Linked DNA regions of Homo sapiens: region 2 is linked to region 1. A link is a loop called in an ENCODE intact Hi-C map of the cell type or tissue named here. Cell type or tissue: MCF 10A. All regions are shown on one strand. Links, peaks and the distances in the headings refer to the core of each region. The heading gives the core; the rest is flanking DNA.

What was found. Hi-C counts contacts between places; a loop is a spot of excess contacts. Peaks named below come from ENCODE experiments on the same cell type or tissue, not always from the same donor. Only the 100,000 strongest peaks of a DNase experiment are listed, where the experiment ranks them.
Region 2: it touches region 1 in a loop (4-fold over the local background); 5 of 110 quality-filtered maps call a loop at or near these places.

What each region holds. Positions count from the first base shown.
Region 1 is chr2:106,631,792-106,643,310 of GRCh38, reverse strand. No RefSeq gene overlaps it. Among named protein-coding and RNA genes, the nearest start is that of CD8B2, 150 kb to the right of the region's middle. In MCF 10A, for the core only: a CTCF peak has its summit at 5,076 (motif pointing left); no DNase peak of the experiment used is centred there.
Region 2 is chr2:106,857,513-106,869,031 of GRCh38, reverse strand. The region is part of intron 1 of ST6GAL2 (ST6 beta-galactoside alpha-2,6-sialyltransferase 2); the gene reads left to right. Among named protein-coding and RNA genes, the nearest start is that of ST6GAL2, 23 kb to the left of the region's middle. In MCF 10A, for the core only: a CTCF peak has its summit at 5,421 (motif pointing left); no DNase peak of the experiment used is centred there.

The DNA of each region.
Region 1 (11,519 bases), core at 1,557-9,556:
AAAATTAGCCGGGCCTAGTGGCGGGCGCCTGTAGTCCCAGCTACTTGGGAGGCTGAGGCAGGAGAATGGCGTGAACCCGGGAGGCGGAGCTTGCAGTGAGCCGACATCAGGCCACTGCACTCCGTCGCCTGGGCGACAAAGCGAGACTCCGTCTCAAAAAAGAAACAAAAAACAAAAAAAACTGTTTTCTTGGTGGCAACTGCATATAGCTACTCCATCCTCGGGTCCCTGCCTCTAGATGTATGAGGGAAAAAACAGCTGCCCATTTGGTTAAACATCTGTAATAATGATTCATTTATGTGCAACTGAAAACAACCCTAAACTGATATAAAACAATGTCCACAGAAATGATAATGTTCATTTATTTATTCAGCCCACAAATATTTGTTCAGTGTCTGCTTTGTGTCAGACACTATGCCAGAAGCTCTGTAAACACAGAACAAGACACATGGCTCCCACATCCTGGAACTCACATAAGAGTAGGAAGACCAGGCCATTTACCCATGAATTCAAAAAGGTCAACTCTTGGTACATTCATTTCTGTATTTTTTTCTTTCCAATAGTTTCTACTTGCTTCATTAGTCAGGGGCATTGCATTACAGCAGGAATGCAAAGGACAAGAAACAGTTAATATCCTGATTTTAAACTTCCAAATATGGATCTTGATCACAGGGTAAAGGGTGGGATAATCCAAATGATAAAAAATGATTTAAAAAAATGAGAGGAGACACTGTGAGCCATAAAAAATAATGTAAACGGAGTGGAGAGAGAGGCAAGAGCTTCCCTTTCCCAGGAAAACAAGAGAAGGGTTTTATAGGGTAGGTGGTGAGAGAGAAGGTTGTGGGAGCAATGTGGGCAGATGTCAGGGGCTGAAACAAGCAGACAGATCCTGGGGGAAGGAGGGAGACGGGAAGGAACCAGAGCTGAGAGAGGACATGACCTCCAGTTCCAGGGAGGAAAAGGAAATCAAGCTGAGGCATGCTGGCCGCCCCCTATTTGGGGGAGCTCATCAATCCAAGGCAGACTCCTGCGTTCTTCTCATCCCTGCAGGAGGAAGGCTTGGTAACAACAGCTGCCCGCACTTCCCCTGTGGATTATCCAGCAGCACACGCATAAGCTTCCTGCAAGGGTTGTCCACTGAGTAAGCCCAGGGGCATCATTCTCACACACTGTGTTGGGCATGATGTCTCCTGTAAGTGTGCAACACGGTGTCCCTGTTCATGAGGATAGCCCCTTCATGATAGGCAAGGACAAAAAGTACCCCTCATTAAAACAAAACAAACAACAAACAGTGTAGGGCCTGGAACAGCAAAGAGGCACAGTGGTGTAGAAAAAGAAGGCCGTGAATATTGGAATGAGGGAGAGGCTGACTTAAAGTAGTGGGTAATTCCATGTCTTCTGGTATAAACTTTTAACAACACCTCTGGGGTGACAGAGGTCATCAGCTCTCTGGCCTCTACTCCATTCTCCTTTCCATGGACATGCAACTTGTTTTTTTCAACTACCCACTTCATCTAACCTCCTAAGGCCCCATATTCCACCATGCACTCCAGCAACCTAGCAGGGAATTAGAGAATCTTTTTTTTTAAAAAAAGTACTGGGATCCTGATGATAGCAAGGCCAGGCCCAGCACTGGTACATCGCAGAAGGTGCAAACTGGTACAGTGGTTTCAGAGATTCATACCCCACAGGAAAAAGTTTCAGGACTTCATTAAGAGCACTTGATCATCAAACCCTAGGAGATTCTTCCCCCTGACCCTTCTTAAGGGAGAGGCTTTCTGGGGGAAGGGTGCCAGCTCTGCTTTTTCCACAGGAAGAGTCACAGGCAGTGAGCCAGCCATGGTCTGCGGATCCTTCCAGGCTCTCCTTCCTTCCCCTCTGTGTGTTTCTCCATCACTGAACTTCTCAGAACCTTAGTGTCCATCTTGGCTTATGCCTGCTATCTTGACCTATGGCCATATTTTTGGTTTTGAACCACTTGCCTCAACTGAGTCCTTGCTGTACCTTCAGGACCCTCCTTTAGAATTCTCACCCTGGTTCCATACATCAACATGGTTAAGCAGCCCACCTTGTACCCCAGGATATTATGAAGAAGGCCTTGTGTCCATCTGAACAAACCCTGTTGGGGAGGGACATTGATATCACTTATATAATAAGAACAATACAATTATCTCCCCCAACCCATTCCCCACACACTAATTTTACATTGATTTAAGTTATCATTTGATTTGCAATTGTCTTTGCCCTAGGTCTGTCGGCTCCATGAAGAGTGCAACTTTTTGCCCACCAGCGTATCCCTAGTACCTGCTGTGTAGCATAGCCTCAATTGAATATTAGTCCTCAAATTCACTTCCGTCTTGTTTTACATGCCAGTAAAACACTGATTATTTCTAACAGGCTCATCCAGAATGACAACCCATATTGTGTTCAAGTAATTAGGTAATAGTAGTATACAATCTTTAGTTTGTGTAATTTCCTTAGAAAGATCATTGAAGTCCTCTACAATAGCCCACGCATAGCTTTCTTTTCTCTGGACATAATGATACAAAAAAGCAAAGGGTAAAAACTCTGTATCTTTCTACTGCAGGGCTTTCTCAGTGCTAACCTGCGGCCCAGACATCCTATTCTCACCTAACAATTTTAACCTATACAAGAGGGCTCTGGATCCCATAACAAGGAAGCTCTTTCTAAGCCAGATTTTCTCAGCCACAGCCCTGTTGACATTTTGGACTGAATAGTTATTTGTGGCAGGGGCTTTCGTGTGTTGTAGGATGTTTAGTGGCATACCTGGACTCTCCCCACTGGATGTCAGTGGTAGCCCTTCTCCCAGGTGTGACAATCAAAAAATGTTTCCAGGTGTTGTCAGATGTCCCGAGTGGGGCAGGGGACAAAGCTGAGAACCACTGCTCCGACCCAGGAACACTGATGGGATCCCATGGCTAGCACGTGCTGGGTGGTCAATAAGGCCTTTACTTGGAAGGACTTCTAGGAGAGCAGTTGGCTTTCAGCTTTCATCATCATCATCATCATTCACCTTGGTTACCGTCCCCAGAGATCCTTCCATAACAAGGGATCTCATCTTCCCATTCGCCTGCTTGGGAAGATTGTGCTGCTTCTTGTCACACTCACAAGAAAGAACCTTCTCAACTCAAGGTTTCATTATTTCAAAGCGTATACTTTGGGGAGAAGAAAGACGTTATTCTATCTAAGAGACATTTTTGCATACAAGGAAAATTACCTAGGGCGTTGTTTTCTCAAGTGAAGGTGAATCGTTGAAAGGAAGAGAAGGGATGAGACCAATGATTTAGAGAGAGTGGATGTTTTCTCCTGTTTAGCAGTGAAGAACACAGATTTATCTCTTCCACAGATACTAGTTCCAAGAAACATCAATTTAGTGGACTATATATATTATATGTATAATATCTGTAACATGATATATGTATTATATAACATGTATTCTAATATATATGACAATAAAGTTTAATCATTTCAACAACTTATAGAAGAATGTTTATCATAGGGCATGCTAGCGTCACTTCTATTTTTGCCTGTTGAATTAGACAAACGAAAATTATCCAAAAACTTTAAAAATCTAAAAATTAAATAAGGTTAGGAAATCAAATCAAAACCAAACTTCCATATCCATATTTATTTGTCTTAAGAATTTCTAAACCTCTAAGTGAGGGCAGTTTTAAAACTGTTGATCACAAGATCAAGTCACTTGTTGAGGCCATTGTTTTATAGATGAGGGTTTTTATTTGTTTTTGCTTTTTATTTGTCGGGGAACAGTTCATGGGTTTTTTTTTAAAAGGGCAGTGACTTATTTTGAATGTGGAACAACTTATGAATTTGCTATGAAAATGGCTATGAGTAGAAAATATATACATACATTAAATTAAAATAAATAGTTATAAATCTTACTTTGGCCAGTAATTCAGGTTGGATGATGGTAGGGTTGTTTTGGTCAACCTTCAGTACAAAGGGAAGACTATGGGAAAAGCTACTATGTTTCAAGCACTGTGCTTGATTTTTTTTTAAAGCTGTCACTTATTGAGTCTTCACAATTCCAAGAGACAGAAGGCACAATTTTTAAATTTTACAGATGAGAAAGTCAAGACCCTGAAACATTGACTCCCTAGCTACGGAGCTAGGATAAGCCAAACAGTTCAGCTCCAGAGTTGCTGGCCCAACTGTGATATTAAACCACCTTCTGCGGCTCTCTGAGACACTGGCTGGGTGTGTGTTTTATCAGTAAGTGAGGATTTGTGACATTAATGACAGGCAGAGTAAATAAGACTAGCACCATATTATTCATTCTTCCTCCTGCCACCACTTGTCCATTGTCAATATAACAGTATTTGGAGAAAACCAATCTCAGATAATTGAACATACAAACAATCTTTCCTCTAAATTGATAGTTTCTAGAGCCAGTAGCTGTGAAAGAGATGAATCTATACTTTCACTGTCATCCAGGAGATAACACACACTCTCTAAATCCTTGGTCTTGTGTACTTACTTCCCTTTCTTTCAAGAGTTCACCTTCACTTGAGAAAACCATGCATTGGGCAATTTGCCTTTTTGCAAAGAGTTATCTCTCTGTGAGATTAACTTCTCTTTTCTCCCAAAAGTATATGATTATAATGACCCAAAATGACCTTTGCTTTTTAGAATAGACTTTTTTTTTTTTCTCTGAAAACAGATATACTTTAAAAAGATTAATGCTGGCTTCTGCACTCTCTTCTGTGGAGAATAAAAAAATCTGTCCATTCTCTAAATATTTTCAGGGTAGATTCTAAATTCCCTTTAAAGGAGAAATTCAAATTCCCTTATTACCATAAGAGAGATTTTATTTTACGTAGCTATTGGGATATTTACCTCTAACAACAAAAATAATCCAATTTCTCTGAACTTAGGGATTAAGATTTCCTGTCACATTTCCAACAATGAACAAATCCTAGGAAATATGATTCCAAAATAAGCTACAATTTAAAACGTAATAATTATTTTAAGTAGTATCTCACCCATCATTTCTCTCTTCTAAAAGGAAAACTGATTTTAAAAAGATGCAACATTGCCACCTAGTGCTCTGCATACAAAGTATGAAATCATTATTAGAAAGATGCCAGTAGAAGAAATTTCACCTTTAATCCTACACTAACCAGAGTACAGTGAATACATCAGTGCATAAATAGGAAAAATTTCACCACATAGCAACTTTGTCCCATAGTGCCTATAGCATAAAGGTGTAGGTAGGATTTAATAAACTGATAAATTTAAGTCGTTCCATACTATGTATGGAATGTTTACAGATATGTCTGCAAATTTTAAAATGTACTTATTCTTTCCCAACTTCAATTTCTACTTATATTCCTTCCACAAATAGTTCATCCTGCCTATGACCACCAGGTAGAATACAAAATTATGCAGTTGGGAATTACAAAAATCTTTAAAAAGCACTCATCCAGTTTATGCTTTTTATAGAGGAGGCTGCTGAGCCCCAGAGAGATGAAGTAGCAACCAATCCATACCTCCAGGGAATGGCAGAATTGGGACCCGAAGCCGTCTCAAGAGTGCCTGTTTAAAGAACTTTCATGTGCTCCCCTACATGCCATTTTTATCATGGCTGACCAATGTCTTGCGGAGTCAACTGTAAATTCCATCACCTAGCTTCCAACGCCCATACCCTCAACCTTCATACTTCATAGATTCAAAAAACTGCAGAAGACGAACAGGGGCATACGTGGCAGAAGCCATGGGTTCAAGACATTAGGGAGTGACAGGGACTCTGTTTAACTGATGTGACCTACCTAAAGCATTTGTCACAGTGTTTGCCATTTACTTTTAACTACTTCAATACAGTTAGTGTAATATTAGGTGTGTTCACTCAAGCTAACAAGTTGCTGAAGATAAAAATGTGTAGATCCAGGACAACCCACCAGTTTCCTGATTGGCAGCACAGTGGCTGCTATAAGAACTCCTGTTATTCACATCACAGCCAACACTTGAAACTTTTTTTTTTTTTTTTTGAGACAGAGTCTCACTATGCTGCCCAGGCTGGAGTGCAGTGACACAATCTCAGCTCACTGCAACCCCCACCACCCAGGTTCAAGCAATTCTCCTGCCTCAGCCTCCCAAGTAGCTGGGACTACAGGCGCATGCCACCATGCCCAGCTAATTTTTGTATTTTTAGTAGAGACAGGGTTTCACCATGTTGGCCAGGCTGGTCTCAAACTCCTGACCTCGTGACCCACCCACCTCAGCCTCCCGAAGTGCTAGGATTACAGGCATGAGCCACCATGCCCGGCCCACTTGAATCTTTTCTAATGATCCTACTGAGTATCAGGGAGAGGTTTTCATCGGAGAAGACAGTGACCTGTCATAGCATGATGGAAGTTAGAAATAGGCTGTCATTGGGAAAGATAAATGTACTCAAGATATGTGGATTGACTGAAATAAACTAGGCGCTGCCTGTCTTTGCATCCATGGAGTATATCCAGAGAGACTTGTATCTGTTACATCCACTTTGTCCCTAAGGAACCCTTGTTCAGCCATCAGTTCCCTGATGCCAGCTATAAGGCTGGAGAATCCTGCTCTGTAATGTTGTTGTGCTAACCTAGAGTTGTGGACAAATCCTTCCTGCAAGTGGTGGCCTGAGCTCCAAAAAGACGGAATCCACAGGCTTCATTGAGCCTGTAAGACAGGCCATGTGGTTGTTCAGTTAATGCAGGTATGAGAGACTGATTTTTTCTGAGGTTTGCTCTTGTTAACGCTTGGTAGTAAAGCGAGTATGAAGCTTTAAGGGAGAAACTAACTCTCCTTACCCAGCCCAAACTTCTTCGTGACGACTATACAGTCCAGAAAGAAGGGATTAAGAATTGTCAATGACCAGGTTGGCTTAGGTCCTTTCCAGGCAGAATTCAAAATTATATTAAAAACATTGTGCCACTGCAGCAGATTGCATCCGTGAAGCAAACACTTTAGTGCTATTTAAGCATATGCAGGGCCAGCTACACAATTGGTAGGGCCCAGTGCAAAATAAAAATGTGAGTCCCCTTGTCCAAAAGTCATTAAGAATTTCAACATATAGCAGCAGCACATCAGTCAAGTGTCAGGCCCTTCTGAGAATAGGGCCCCATGCAACTCTAGGGGTGACATGCCCATGAAGCCAATCCTGACCACATGGAATACTTCTCCACCCCCACCCTAAACCTAACTCTCTAGGCCAACCTCACATTTTCCCATTTGTTTATTCAACAAACTCTTTTTGAAGACCAAGCTCTTTGGTACCCTGGGGATGCACAGCTGAAAGACACTGCCTCAGAGAGACTTCATTCTACATTCTGTGTGAATCTCTATGGCCACACCCATGCCTCTTCCTGGGACCTCCCACAGCATTATCATCAGTGAGATAGGTCTGAGCATTTTATTGTATTATTGCTGCTTATCTCCATTCAATGTCTAATTTCCCCAACTGGATCATAAACCCCTTGAAGCCAAAGAGTATGAAACATTATTTCTTTGCACTCTCTGTGGAGTCTACATTGAGCTACACATCTGAGGAATGTTTAGTAAATGATCCCCCAATTGGACAGGTAGAAACTGATAATACATCTCTTCAGACCTAACGAAGTCAGTTTAATATTTTTCTCACTTGAGCAACGGCATCTGCCTTCTGTTTTGCCCACGATTTCTGTTTTGCCACATGATTAAATTTATTTCCCTAGACAAGCAATCAATAAAAATGTATTATGTACCTACTATATGCCAGATATTGCACTATGTATTGAGAATACTATGTTAAACAAAACAGAGTCACTGCTCTCATGGAGCTTGCAGTTTAACCTTAAGCTCAGAACTTTGGCCAACAACTCTGTGAAGGTACGAGTCTTTTCACAGGTTTAAATATCAATACACCTTTTTCTACTTCCAAATTAATTTGATTCATAATAAATGCTGAGAGGAAATATGAGTTTATTGTCAGAATTCCTGCTTTGTCTTTCTTCAACTGCACTCTATAAATCCAATGTTAATTCTTTTTAAGATTTACTATCTCTTTGATACCAACATCTCAAGTCACTTCTGAAATAAAAGAGGGGATTAAATGTATACATACGTTAAGAACACTTGTAAAAGTGTGTACTAGTTTGCTAGCGCTTCCATAACAAAGTACCACAGAGTGAATGACTTAAACAAGAAAGATTTATTAGCTCAGTTCCGAAGGCAAGATGTCTGAGATCAAGGTGTCAGCCGGGTTGGTTCCTTCTGAGGGCTGTGAGGAAGACACTGTTCCATTATCTCTTTACTAGCTCTTGGTGGTTTGCTGGCAATCTTTGGCATTTCTGGGCTTGTAGATGCATCACTTCAATCTCTGCCTTCCTCCCTGTGTGTGGTCTGTGTCCAAATTTCCTGTTTCTATAAGGATGCTGGTGATATTGGATTAGGGCCCACCCTATCCAGTTTGTCCTCATCTTAACTGATTACATCTGCAATGACTCTGTTTCCAAATAAACTTCCATCCTGAGATATAAGGGACTAGGACTTCAACATATGAATATTGGTGGGACACAACTCAACCCATAACATGTAGTGAGATTGACATGCTAAAGAACAGACTGCAAGAGGGAAGGGAGACACGTGATGATGGGTAGGAGAGTCCTTTGGAATGAGGACGTAGTCCCTGATATAAGAAATTACTCATCTGAGTGAGATATTACGATTCCATATGAGAACCCAAGACAAAGAAAAGGAAGATGAGGGAGGAGGAAGAAGGGGAGAAATTTAAAGAAGGGGGAAGACAGAAAAAGAAGAGGAAGGGGAGGAAGAATCTGGATTAAAATTATAATTGAGCAGAAAAGAGACATTTCTCTTCAGGAGTAGGAGAGGTCAAAGTGAAAATCTGAAATGCACTCCACCAAAATTCTGGTTAGGTAACAGATATGTGTATATTTACACACAGAGGCAACTCATAGTTGTGTAATAACTGATGAACAATTAGCTTCATAGAGCACCTTGGGCCATGTAAAGAAGTTCCTAAGCCAAGTCAAGGCCAATGAAATATGTGGTCAAGATCCACCGGGCATCCACAGCTCCACCCCATTCTTCTGGGACATATTTACATACTTTTTACTTGTATTGTTTTTATTCTTTCACCAAGAAAATAATATTGTAACTATAGCATTCTACTAAATACCACATTTTTTCATGAAAACCCACACATACCTTTCCAGAGATGTTTGACCATATCTTCTTAGGTGCAAGAAATAAAATGCACCCTCACCTTCTCTCCACCCCAACACCTTAATAGAATGTCTGACTGCTATTCAGTCAGTTCAGTCGGCTCACTCAAATATTACCTTCAAGAATCAGTGTGATGCACACCTTTTAACTAGGTTTTACTGGCTTTTAATGTCTTCAAGAGGGCTGGCTATCCCTGGCCTAGCTAGGGGAATTAGATACAGAAACAAATCATTTTTTTCCCAAAAAGCATAGTGTTACATTATGTAGGAAAAGGCAGCATTATATGATATTTACACTCTATTTTGCATGGGCTTCCCCTAGAAATTCATCTTAAATGTAAACAAATAATATTCTGTTTGCCTAAAGCCACAGTCAAGGCCAGAATCAAACCAATCCCAGAACTCACTTCTTCCATGCCTCCTCTCTCACCTATATTATCTCATCACCCACAATCTTTATAGGGGCTTCCCTCTCCGTGTCATTCACCTGGAACTTACTTACCATCTTGTGTTGCTATGTTTTCCTGTGTGAATGATTTATATCCAAACCAGCCTTTGAAGCCTTGAAGGCAAGGTTCATGTCTTCAATGAGATCTATGGGATCAACCTTCCCAAAGCACCACTTCTCTGTGCTCCTCCTCTGCTCAGAAATGCCAGCTGTCCGGGCTTGGACACAGGGCAGGTAGCAACCTCTCCATGCAGCATTAATATCATTACTAATGATGAAGACACCAGCACACATTTGTGCTTCCCAGGGCCAAGAACCTTGCCACGTAGTACATAGGGCATTCTATCTCACAGTAACCCATGAGCCAGGTATTGTCATCAACACTCCACTTTACAGATTAAGGAACTAGGACTTGAGAGATGAAGTCACTGGCCTAAGGTCACACAGATGGCAAGAGTTGAAGGATATCATTTAAATTCTGACAAACTGATCCCAAACTTCACAACTTTTTAAATTTACAGACTTAACCACTACCATAGATACATAGGTAGGTAGGTAGGTAGGTAGATAGATAATAGATACATAGATAGATAGATAGATAGATAGATAGATAGATAGATAGATAGATTATAGACAGACAGAGGTAGAGATAGAGAGAGAGCGAGAGAGAGACCTAAGCTTAAAGTTGTTTTAATTAACACAAGTATATGAACATACCTATAACAATAAAGGGTCCTCCACATATAGGCTTGTATAAAACCAAATGCATCTTTTGTTTGACTATAAAGTCCAAATCTGTTGCAACTTCTGAACTCTCCACCATTTGGTCCTAACCAACCTTATTAATCTCATCTCCTCCTAATTCCCTGCACTTAGTTCAGCCTCAGTCCCCTAAATATTGTTGCTACTGAAATGCCAGGGGTCCAGTTTAGGTCCCATTGCCTGCCACATAGAAAACCAATCACTGAGACAATAAATATTGCCAGGGAAGAAAGGCTTTACTTGGACGATGTCAGGAAATAGGAAAGAAGTCTCAAATCCATCTCCCTAACCAACTAAAATTGGGGGTTTATACAGCAGGGAAGGAATGTAACTATGTGCAGGAAAACAGAAATTAGGGAGAAGTAAGGAAGAGGAGTTGGCCTAAAGAAAGCAGGTGGTCTGTAGGAAGAGAAGCCATAGGAACTGGATTTATGCCTTTCAGTTGAAACTAAATCTCTCCAGTGAGAAGAAAAGAACAAAGCCTCTACCTTTCATCATGATAGGTGAAGGGTCTGGCATGTCATTGTCCACTTGCTGTGGGGTCTGGTGAGTTTCAGCTCCTTGATACAATCTGAGAGACATGATGGTTCGTTTCCTAAGAAAGGAACTTGGATATGACAAATGTAAGTTTCAAGCTTTGAGACTGGGATGGTCAATTTCTATGTTTATTAAAAAATACCATAAACATCTGTTCTATGGGGAAAGTAGGCCAGTTTCAGTGTTGCCTTTATAGACAAGTCACCCCATCCTCCTTACCTGAGTGCTTGCCCCATTTACAGCTGTCTGTCTCACTGCTCCCCACCCTTTGTGACTAGGTCAGCTTCCCCCCGTCAGTGGAGCCTTCCTGCACACTCTGGCAATCCTTTCCTTAACATACTAATGTCTTAAAGCTCACCCTTTTATTTTATTTCTTCATGGAGTCTTCACTCCATTGGCATGTTTTCTGAGGATACAGGAAACAAACAAAATGTCCTTGTCTTTAGCAACTTCCAGTCTAAAAGGAGATGGAAAAAAAGCCCACCAAAAATTACCATAGAGTTGGACAGTTCCCTGACAGAGCCAAGCACAGAGCT
Region 2 (11,519 bases), core at 1,699-9,698, 230 kb before region 1:
CCATAGATGTTTGTTAAATAAAAGAAACTCCTTTCACCATAGATGTGGCTTTATTACAACCTAGCAATGGCCCACCACCAGTCTACTTTGAATCTTACCACCAGCTTAGAGCAGAATGTAATGACACTCCCTCAATGATGCATTTCATAAGTGGTTTTTTTTTCTTTTTCTTTTTTGTATTGCACTCCGTGATTCATGCTGTCTAGCCACAATTCACACATGTGGGGGCACAATTTCAGACATTTGAAAAGCAAGTTGACCTATGATGTTGTCTCTGAAACCCCCAAACTCTACACAGATGGTAGATTGATGACAGTTTTGTCATACTGGATTCTCTCCTTGGCATTCTTCAGTTTCTAGTCTCCCAATCTGTTTCTTTCTCATCTCCCATCTCTGTCTCTGATAACGGCAGTTCTAAGTATTAGCAGCAAGCATGTTTGAAGCACTGCTAGAGGCTTCCGGTGCAGCGATCTTTGCTTTGGGACTTGTACACAGATATTTAGTTTATTATGGCCGGTTCTAAAAATTTATGACCTATGAAGAGTTTATTTTCAGTAAAACTGAGGTCAGCATTGGACATTTAATCTGACATCCATATGGCACTGAGATGCGCGGTGCATGAATGCACTTTGTAAGCTGTAGAGGGCAGCCTGTGAGGAGAGACTGGGGCTTTGGAGTCCACAGATTTAGTCTCAAATTCCAGGCCCTGCACCTTGCCGGGGATTTGTATGAGTTACCTTTTTCTTTCCTTCTTTCTTTTCCTTCTGTTTTAACAAACCATGAAAAAAATTAACCGTATTCCAGGCTTCCGTTCCTTCCCCTGTAAAGTGAGCGTAAATGATCTGGTTCCTTTTGACAAACAGTATTTTAAATTGCCAGCCAGCACAACTGTGCTGGGCTCAAAGGTAGTATTTGTGGCTAGTATCATTAGGACACAACAGAAGAATTAAAAGAAATAGAATTGGCGTCATGTCTAGTACATTTTTTGGCTCTTTCTTAAGCAGCGTAAGTGGCATAGGGTTTTGTTTGTTAGTTTCGCTCTTGCCTTACCTTCTTATATAATAATACCTTATTCTTTGAGATGACTTATGATTGATTTAACTTACAACCCAGACAGTGGCTTTTGTGGGGGGAGGGAGAGGTTGAGGAAGAAAAGAAAGAAAGTCCTGGATAGAAATCCCCTGACTTTGAGTCCTCCACGGGACACAAGCAAACAGAATTTTAATCTGCTGCTTCTAATCCACAGTTGGTGTTCAGTGGAACAAACCCTCTTTGAAACTGAATGCCTACTTACAACCAGTGCTCATTTTGGCGGCGGGGGTCGGGCTGGGGGTGGGTTCCTAACCACACTGTGCCCTGAAAGATTAGACCTGCATGAAGTGCAGCCTCTGCTTAGAGAGGTAATCAAGTATTAGGAGGAAAAAAAAAGCAGAAGGACTTTGAAGTTGCATAAACCTCGTCATTTGGGATTTCTGAGGTTCTTAGAAATGACTTCGCCTTTGTTGTCTCCAAAATCATAGGCTTTGCCGATGCACCACCGGGTAACAGAGTTAGATGTCCCTGGCACAGAGTGAATACTTGTTCAATGAATGGAGAAAGCACAGCTGAAATGATTCAGAGAAAGGGGAAAAACTTAAGAAAAAGGAAGAGGGATAAACAATTGTCACATGTCCAGATTGCCAACAGTGGAATCATGACAAAAATTTTCTGAAACTGAAGAGCCGTGTTGTTTAAAATAAAAGGCTGAATAAAATGGGGTCAAAGCAAAGGAGCTTTGGAGTCAGTTTGGATTCAGATACTGACTCTGATGCTTCCACGTTGTGTGACAGCCAGGGCTGGCTGTGGGACCCTGTGCGAAATTAGAATGTGGAGCCATTTATTCAAAAAACAGGAAAGAAGTGCCCTCCAAGGTACTAAAACAAAATGTTTTGCCCTTTCCTTCCCACTGCTTCCCTGCCCTCCTTTCCCTTCTCTTCCTTGCCTCTTGAATTGTCACAGTATTTTTAATGTTCCAAGTAAAGAAAAATTAAAAATGTAATTATTGGTATGTTTTTTTCTGTTATTGTTAACTCGTGCAATGCCAGTTTTAAATGCAAATTTAAAAGCATTTAACTTGTTTGCATAATCACTGAAGTTACACAATTTGTATTTCATAGCTGTTACATTCCTATGTATTTCTTTCTGACCAGAACAGAGGAAACACTGCCAAAAACTAATTCTGTTGTTTTTATTTTACTTCTTGATACATGCGTGTTTTACCAACACATTCTACCTTCAGCTTCCTGATGAATAAGGCAGGGATTTCCTTCTGTGTCACCATTTGGAGCACAAGTGTTTGGCCAATATAAGGAAATAAGAAAGGACATGATAGGGGCCTTGGTCGGTTGTGTTTCTTAAAGTACAATTGCCTTACTTTTGTGTTTGAAGCTAGTTCTGGTTCTGACAGAAAGCATGGCCTCTGGGAGCTGTGGGATCCTCCACTTGTCGTAGAGGTACCATACTCACCTTGCACTCGTTTTGAGTCCTGCTGAACTCCCAAGCATTGTGACCTCACCAGAGTCCTGTGCTCATGAGGCATCATGAATGTTAGACAACTTTAAGTGGGCAGCAAGGAACGATGGACAGGATGTGGCACACATATGACCCATGCCTGCTTCATCGTTCCACTCTCTCCCATCTGACTTCAGGTATAGCACACAAAGTCAAAGACAGAGTTATTGAGAACTTCAGGCCAGTGGCAGGAGAACATTAAAACAAGTGTGGCTCTTCTGGGTGTCGGGTCCCACATGACTGCACAGTCACATGCCCAGCAAGCCAGCCCTAGAAACTTCTGATGGATTCTTAACCTCAAGGAGTCTTCATTTCTTCATCATAAAATTGAGGCCATAATATTACCTAACTCGTAGGTTGTTCTTCTGTTTAAATGAAGCCATCTTTATAATTTATTACTAATATTCTTGGTACCTAATAAGCCTTTAATAAAAGTTAATTCCTGCCACTTCTACTGCTGAGCAAGTTTTCCAATGTGATGGCTCTATTGTGGTAAAGACAACCTAATGCAAATGCAAGTCAGGGTCATTAAATGTCACCTCTGGAACTGAGCAGGCTGCAAACAAAATTTTATAAGTCACAAATATATTTTATTATCTCTTGAAAACAGTGTACAAATGAATAAGCAAATGAAACATAGTAGCCAAAAGGCTTTGGAGAACTAATCCATTTTATAAAAGTATAAGGCCTGAATTCCAGTCCCACATCCCTTTAAGTGTGGGCAACTTGCTTTCCTCCTCTGTACCTTTGTTTCCTTGTGTCTAAAGTGAGAGTGTCACACATGTCTGACATGGGCCCTAAAAATTGTTACATCATGGCTTAGTGTCTTACAACGAGGATGGACCTAAGGTAAAAGTTAAGCCACATAAATAAATGTTCGTAATAAGGATGAGATGGAGAGAAGAGGTGTAACGAATTTTGCTATTGCTTACTACCTGTTACTGTTACCTGCTGACCGGGTGTTTTCATGTGTTAAGCACTGTACAGCTTTCTTTCTCCCCAGACAAGGCTCTTCCCTAGCAGAACTGATGCACATGTACAGCACGTCAGTATCACGTAGACACATACTGTTTTGTAGCCACATTTCACCCCTGTAGAAACTCTAAGCATGTGCTCTCTGCATCTGTTTAAAGGGTCCTGCATAAATAAAGCTCTCTAGGTAGGCTGAAATGCCTGCAATTAGTACCCTTCTAAGGGCAGAGTTTTCTTGATGGAGTAAGATACAGTAGTGTGCTGGAGTTGGCTTGTACCTTTTCAGGAGATTTATGAGCCAGTTTAAAAGCAAAGATGGCAAATACTTCACACTCATCACTTTCTGATTCTTTTATTTCATTTTGCAATTTATTTCATATTATCTGCGCTCTCGGAAGTTATTTACTTTTATTGTATCTGTGTGGTGGAAATACTCATACAATGATGAGCTCTTGCACATCGCATCCCAGTTCCGTTCAGTAACATCCCATTGGTAGTTTGAAATTGGCTATAGTGGAAGCGTTTACACCATAGAATGGGCAAACACTAACAATCAGGGTTCTTCCTCCACTCCCCCTCCCTGAGAGATTATTGTAAAACATTTAATAGCACACTACTGAGTAGGAATCAAATTTACTGTCGGAGTTCCTTTTGGAAGATTTGTTAAAAGCTGTGGCTATTGCAGACTATTAGAGAACCCATTAGAAAGTGTGAAAAGGGAAAAGGACAAGAAGAGAATGAAGATTCTTTGAGCATCTGTGCCTGGCGATACATTAATTGCCTTTCCTGTGGAGCCCAATTAAAATCTTCCTGAAGGCGGGCTAGGTTGTATGATATTACATCTGTCTTCCAGTTGAAGAAACTGATCTGAGGTGTAATAACCTGCCCAAGTTGATACAGCTAATAAATGAAAAAAACTTATGTTGGAAATGTATCTGAATCCAGGTATTTGTTACTCAAATGCTTATTATCTTTGCCTTCTCGAATGGGAAATGTGAATACATTTTGCAAAAAGAATAATGTTAAATGCTATAGTAAGATTTTTGTGAGTATAATGAATTCCATGTTCTGTCTTTCATTCAAGTATTTGTACATCACACGCTGAAAGTAAAATGTGCCAATCACTGGTCATGGAAAGGTTCTACCCAGGGAGGAATAGTTACCTATGAAGTGTTGCAGGAACAGGGGAGAAGACCAAGGGCCATCAGAGCAGGAGGCTTAAGAAAACAACCCTTGCATAGGCTTGCAGGTGTGTGTCTGGCAGTGCCTGTAGTCTCCAGGGCTGCAGGGAGAGAGGTTGGTTTTGGTAGAGGTAACAAGAATTACAGGATTGTGATCAGGCAGACATCTGTGGGTAGTTTGGAGATTCCAGCCAGTGGGTTGAACATTGTTTCTGTGGAATGCGGTTGCCCATCTTCCCAGCCTCCTCTGGCTTTTACTCCCTGGATCCCTTCTAGTGCAGTCCTAGGGACATGCAATCCAAAGGAAAGTTTTGACATGACAGGATCATGGGCCATGCCCACCCAGATTTCGTTTCAGTGAGTCTGGGATAGAACCCAGGTAGTTGCGTTTTAAACACACCTCCTTAGAGGTTCTGAGGCAGCACCAGGCACCACACTTCCAGAAATAATATTGTTTTGTAGCTTCTGTGCTGTCTTCCCAAGTAAGAGGAAAGAACATGCATGTAATGATAATAATATCTCTTCCTAGCTCCACATCACCTTTTATACCCAGTCTCTATCGATCCCCACAATTACCTTGTGAGATGTTCAGAGCAGTTAATTACTCTTCTTATTTTACAGTTGGGAGAACTGGGGATGGGAGAGGTTAATTAAGTAGTGCCAGGTCCTACCTTTAGCAAACGGAGGACCCGGATTTCTCAGTGTTTTGCAGGTGTATTTCCTTGGTTGCACAGTGCCCCATAGTGGCTACTGCCTACACGTTCTACAGGTGCCACTTCATCATGGTCTGCTCTGGAACCAGCCTCAGAAACATTGTGCGTTAGACGGGGGGGTCACCTGTGCTCCCCCAAAATATTTTGAACCCCGTTGGAATGATTCTACACGCTTTACAGTGTGTAGTTTTGTTCTTGAGATTCCTCATTCCCAGTTTCTGCAGCATCCTGTTTAGCTACAGAACTCCAAAACACTCAAGAAGCAAAAATCCATGATCCAATCTGTTCTGTATCATTGGATGACAAGGAGCATATCGTGAGTGGAATAGATTTCTGTAGGTTGTTAAGTATTTCGGTCCCTTTCCATCACTTAATGACAGAGAACAAGAGAGCAAACGTGAGCCAGGCAACCTGTCCTCTCATTCTGTGTCTGCCTCCAGCTAGCTTTGTAACCATAGGTAACTCGCCTCGTTTCTCCAGACCACGGGCTCCTCATTTGTAGAAAGAAATTTGGAGTCCTTGTAAGGCCTGTCCCAGCTGTAACGCACATGATGGCAAACCACCAAGGGAGAAAAATATCCCCAGGAATACCATGTTCTTTAGCTTTTCTAATAGAAAAAAAAAAAAGACATTTACATTATAAGCAATGCACTCATGATTCTATTATTGTAATCATTTATTTTTAGGTTGGGAAAAATAGAAACATATTTTATCAAATTAATTAGATTTAAAATAGCTCAATGACTTGTTTTCTCCAGCATTTAGTCATTTTCTTGGCTGATTTGCCCTGTCCCTGTCTAGAAATGTTTTTTCTATGCCCTGCCTCAGGTTGGTGCCTGGGTCATAAAGTAAAGCCTAATAAAAGTAAAATCCTCTCAGCCCATGCTTCTTACTTGTTTTCACTTAGACTGATATTTTGTTTTATTGCAGAATTGGGACTAATGATTTTACTCTGAGTTAAGCAACCAAGACAGAAATGCTTTTTTTTTTTCTTCACATAATTCAGTGCAAACCCATAGTAGCCATACATGCCTTAACTTGAACTTTACATTCTGAGAGAGCCAGAACATTTTTAGGGTATTTTTTTTCTTCGAAATCAAAGTAATAAGCCTACGCTGTTCAGAAATGAATTCTAGGTATAGATTTTTGTCAAATTCATCTGACACTTTAAATAAATTTCAGACTGATGAATTCAGTGTTTGTTTGATAGAGATCATAAACATTTTCCTTTCTCGAAAAGCAATCTAGGGAGTATGTATTTGTACTGTAGTTAATGCTGTGTTAAGTCAGTGTAATATAGCTGCTGCAAACATTTGTAGAGCAAAGAAAAAAAGCCTTTATTTAAATCTTGCCAAGAGCAGAAATAAAATGAGCAAAAGCACACTGGAGTGAGAGGCAACATAAAGATTGGTACTGCTTCACGACTCTGGTGCAGCAGCATTAGCATTTCATTTAAGCTGCATATCATATACGGAATGATCACTCGTAATTTCATGTCTGACTGTGTGGCTTCAAGAGATGTTTGTTGAGTGAATAAATGATTGATTAGTGCTTTCTTTTGTGATACAAAACTGTCATTTAATCAGCGTGGAAATTAGTTGCAGATACCCTTATTGTAATTCCATTTGTATATTTACATAAGAGTATGAAATAAGAATGAATGAGGTTGGATGCCAGTAAGAATGAATGGATTGGTGGCTCATGCCTGTAATCCCAGTGCTTTGGGAGGCCAAAGGCGGGCAGATCACTTGAGGTCAGGAGTTCAAGACCAGCCTGGCCAACACGGTAAAACCCCATCTCCATCAAAAAATACAAAAATTAGCCAGGCTTGGTGGCGGACACCTGGAATCCCGGCTATTCGGGAGGCTGAGGTGGGAGAATCGCTTGAACCTGGGAGACACAGGTTGAAGTTAGCCGAGATCACGGCCACTGCACTCCAGCCTGGGTGACAGAGTGAGACCCTGTCTCAAAAAAAAAAAGAAAAAAAGAAAAAAAAGAAAGAATAAATGAACATCTATTTTATTTAGTAATGAAATATTCTTGGCTGACACAGGCACAATGAAGACTTCACCAGTTATTTCCACTAAATTATAGGATCATGGAAGATAAGAACATGTTGTATTGTCTTTTTAATCCCCACCATCTAGCACAGTGCCTGGATATATAATAAATGTCTAATCCACACACACAGACACACAATTAAATATAAAAATGGGTATTCTCATCAAGGGATAGGTTGGCAGTTTATATGCCATGACTTATTCACAAATTGGGAGAAAGAGATTTCTATAGGTCAAAGAGAGGTTAGGGCAGTAAGGAAAAAGGGCCAGGATGGGCTGAGATGAGAAGATAAACAGATTACTTGTTTAATATGGATATTAAAGCAGAATTCCTCAGGCTTTGTGATTCTTGGTGTCATCTCAGAGACACACAATTTTTAGATGGTGTTTTTCTTCCCCTTTGCTGTGCTATTTTCCTGTGTCATCCTAGTTAGTTTTATGTTCATAGTCTGATGATTTAGCCACAATTAGGGTCTCACTCTTCTACTCTTCTTTTAATTTTTATCACTGACATTTCAAGAGCAGATTCAGGTTTCCGGCATTTGGCGGGGGTGCCTCCTAAGTGTGTTAGACTGTAAAACTGCTGAAGGCAGCAAAAGTTTTGTGCAGTCAATCAAAGCAGGGAGGGTATAACTATGTTACTGTTTTCACTTTTCTCTTTTTCTAGTTCCATGCAACACAAAATAAACTTTCAGACATACTTCTAAGTTTCCATATCCATTGTATATGGTTGAGTTTTAGCCAAAACCATTTGTGAGGGAAGGCCTTTAGTGATCTGGGATGGGGATGCTGAAGCCCATTGCACCTTATTCATGTAATTAGACGTGATAAAAACATTAAAATTATATTTCAAAAGTTGTTAGTCTATTTCATAGAAGCTTCTTTCCATATCACAATGGATATGGAGTGTTTATGGAGTCAGTAACAAGTGGTTTGATCTTTATAAAGAGGACCTGTGATACAGCCATGTACCTGCCCGTGTTGCAGTACGTGGTGTACAGCTCTCAGCTGCCCTGCCCTTTGCAGCTCTTGTTTCCTCCATGTGAGATGTACTCCATCCCCAAGTACCTAACCCCTCACTAGCCATTTGTTCCCTGCTTAAATTTTTCTGCCTGCAAAAGACCTTCCCAGGCTCCCCCATTGAAATTATGCCCTAAGTCTTTTGTCTCACCACAGCACCTTAAGCATTTCCTCCTCAATCTCCTTCCTGGACTGACTGAGTACTTACTGTATGCCAGGCACTGTTCCAGGCTCTGAGGATGCATGGTCAGCCAGAAAGACAGATCACCCTGCAGGAGCTTAGAGCTCACTAGAGAAGAAAGGCAGTAAACAAATAAGCATATCCAGTGGCATCAGTACCAAAAATCCAAACAAAGATGTCCAAGAGAGGTAGAGAGAAAGGGATGCAAACATGCTGGAGGGAAACCCTTACTAAATAGGTGGCATTTGAGCTAAGACTTCAACAAAACTAGGAGGAAGCCAAGCCGGGTTCTAGAGCAGGCTTGTCCCAGGCAGAGGGAAGGGCCCAAGCAAATGGCCAGGAGCTGTGTGAGCTGACTCAGGGGCAGCAAGGGGTCGGGTAGGAGGGAGCAAGGAGCAATGGGTAAGAGGAGAGCAGAGAGACAAGCAGGAACACAGCCTTGTAGGCCACGGCAAAGGGTAATTTTTTTTTTTAATTTGAAGTATAAGGAAGAATAATGGAGGGTTGAGCACAGGAATTGGCCATGTTAAAGTTCCATTTGAAAAGTGTCACTCCGACTGCTGCATGGAGCATCTACAGAGGAAAGACAGGATAGAAGCAGGGAAACCAGTTCAGAAGTTCTTCATAGTTCAGGTGAGAGGCGACTAGGTCCACATGGGGGCAGTACAGAAGGCAATGCGTTGTCAGAGTCTAGATGTGTTTTGGAGTTAGGGTTATCTGGGTTTGCTGGTGGTTGGGATTGGATGTGGTTGTAAGTGGAAAAAGGAATCAAGAAAAACACCAGAGTTTTAGACCTGGGCAACTGAGTGACTGGCCATGCTATTTACGGGATGGGGAAGACTAAGGAAGGAAAGAAGAATAACAAATATTTGTTTGGACATTAAGTTTGAGATTCTCAGAACACATTTAAGTGGCGATATCACATAGTTTATTGATTATGTGGATCTGCAGTCCAGGGGAGAAACCAAGGGTATAGATATCAACATCAGTATATAGAGAACACAGCACAATTATAACTATGCATATGTGTAGCAGATGTGTATTTTCCATCCACTTCCAAAAGTATTCAAAAAATGGAACTTTAACTAAGTTCAACTTAGGCTATATTTTGAGACCCCATTCCACTGAGAACAGGGAAGTTTTACTGTCAATTCAGCCAACCCTTTTAGGTGATTAAATAAAGTTGACATTGTAAACATAGGTTCTTTATTCTCCCTCTAACTCCTGGGGGCATAGACAGCCTCATGACATCAGGAAGATTGTCTAGTCCTTAGTTAGCATCCACTTGCACATATGTTGTACTGTCGCAGCATTGGCAGCCAGCCTGGTCTCCTGCTTTGTGAAGCATTACAACGTGTGCTGCCATCTGCTGCCTGCCCCCACTCCCATGCCTGCACACCTTCTTCTTTAGTTGTGCAGATTTTTCCTTTTTTGGGGCCCATCTGGCTGTCCTCCCTTGCCATTCTGAGCACAGACAACTCTGGCTCACACATTCATCACAGTGCTTCCATTTCCAGTGGGGTGGGGAATTCCTGCAAGATCCTCACATCTAAGATGCAGAGGTGCAGAGTGGATCACGATCCCTTCTACATTCAATCCCCAAACTTACCTAGGGCTCTAGTGTCCTCTTCCTCTTGGTGCTAGCCCAAGAGGGTTTGGTGTTGACAGGATATGGGAATCCTCTTTGGAGACGCTTGCTGGTATCTAACTCATCTACTTCAACTCCCACTCTTGTTTTCCATCAGCCCAGAGATAATTTTTATCTTCCCTTGGCCAAAAGGAAACTGGCTTAGCAAGTATTCTTTCCATTTTTTGACCTTCCTTCTTCACTCCTTGAAACACAGCTTTTGAACTTAAAAGCCAAGAATTGACATTACTCTCCTCTGATTCCTTTGCCCCAATTATCCTTTAGGGCTGGGGAGTCTTGTGTTTATCACTGTGAATGGAGGAAGGTTGTAGGGTAAAAGGGAATGGAAAAAAGTCAAGTAAAACTACACAGTATCCTGAAGAATTTGTGTAATTTCTCTCTTTGCCACATTACTGTCAGCTGAGTGCAGGAGAAGTTCTTTTTGATTTGTTCAGCATTTTTACCTAGACTTCAATACAGAGCAGGTGCTCCAATGTCTGCAAAATGAGTAAAGTGAGTAAAAAACATGAGTAAAGTGAATAAAAAAGTAAAATGAGTAAAGTAGGTGAATGTGTAGTGCATGATCAGTTCTGTGCTCATGTGTACACATGCACACATATACAAAAAAGCTTTTATGCTGCTGTTCACAAGGGAACAGTGACTCACTGGCCATGACTGGAGTTTATTGTTAAGAAGAAGATGTGACAGCAAGCTAGTCCTCAGAGGTAGAAACCTCAAAAATTATTTTGTAATATTCAGAAATTGCTCATAATCTAGTAGTATCTTTCTTACTGGCATTGAAAAGTGAGCACTGGACAAGTAGACTGGAGAGAAAACACCTGACCTGTGTGTAGGTTATTCTTGTCAGCAGCGAGGCATTGTTCTTGAGTGTCACCCCACAACCTCCTTCGGCCGTGCTGCTCACACCTGCCCAAAGAGGCCACTCTACGGACAGAGAACACTCAGGTCAAGATGATCAGAGGGCAGAGCTGAAAACCCTACACTAAGAAATTTCTTTGAAGGGCCATATTTTGTATTAAATATTCAAGTTGATTTTATATTTGACTCCAGAACATGTGTGTATATGTGTGTGGTTTTTTTTGGTTTTGTTTTGTTTTGTTTTTGAGATGGGGTCTTGCTGTGTTGCCCAGGCTGGAGTGCAGTGGCACAATCTCAGCTCACTGCAACCTCAGCCTCCTGGATTTAAGCAATTCT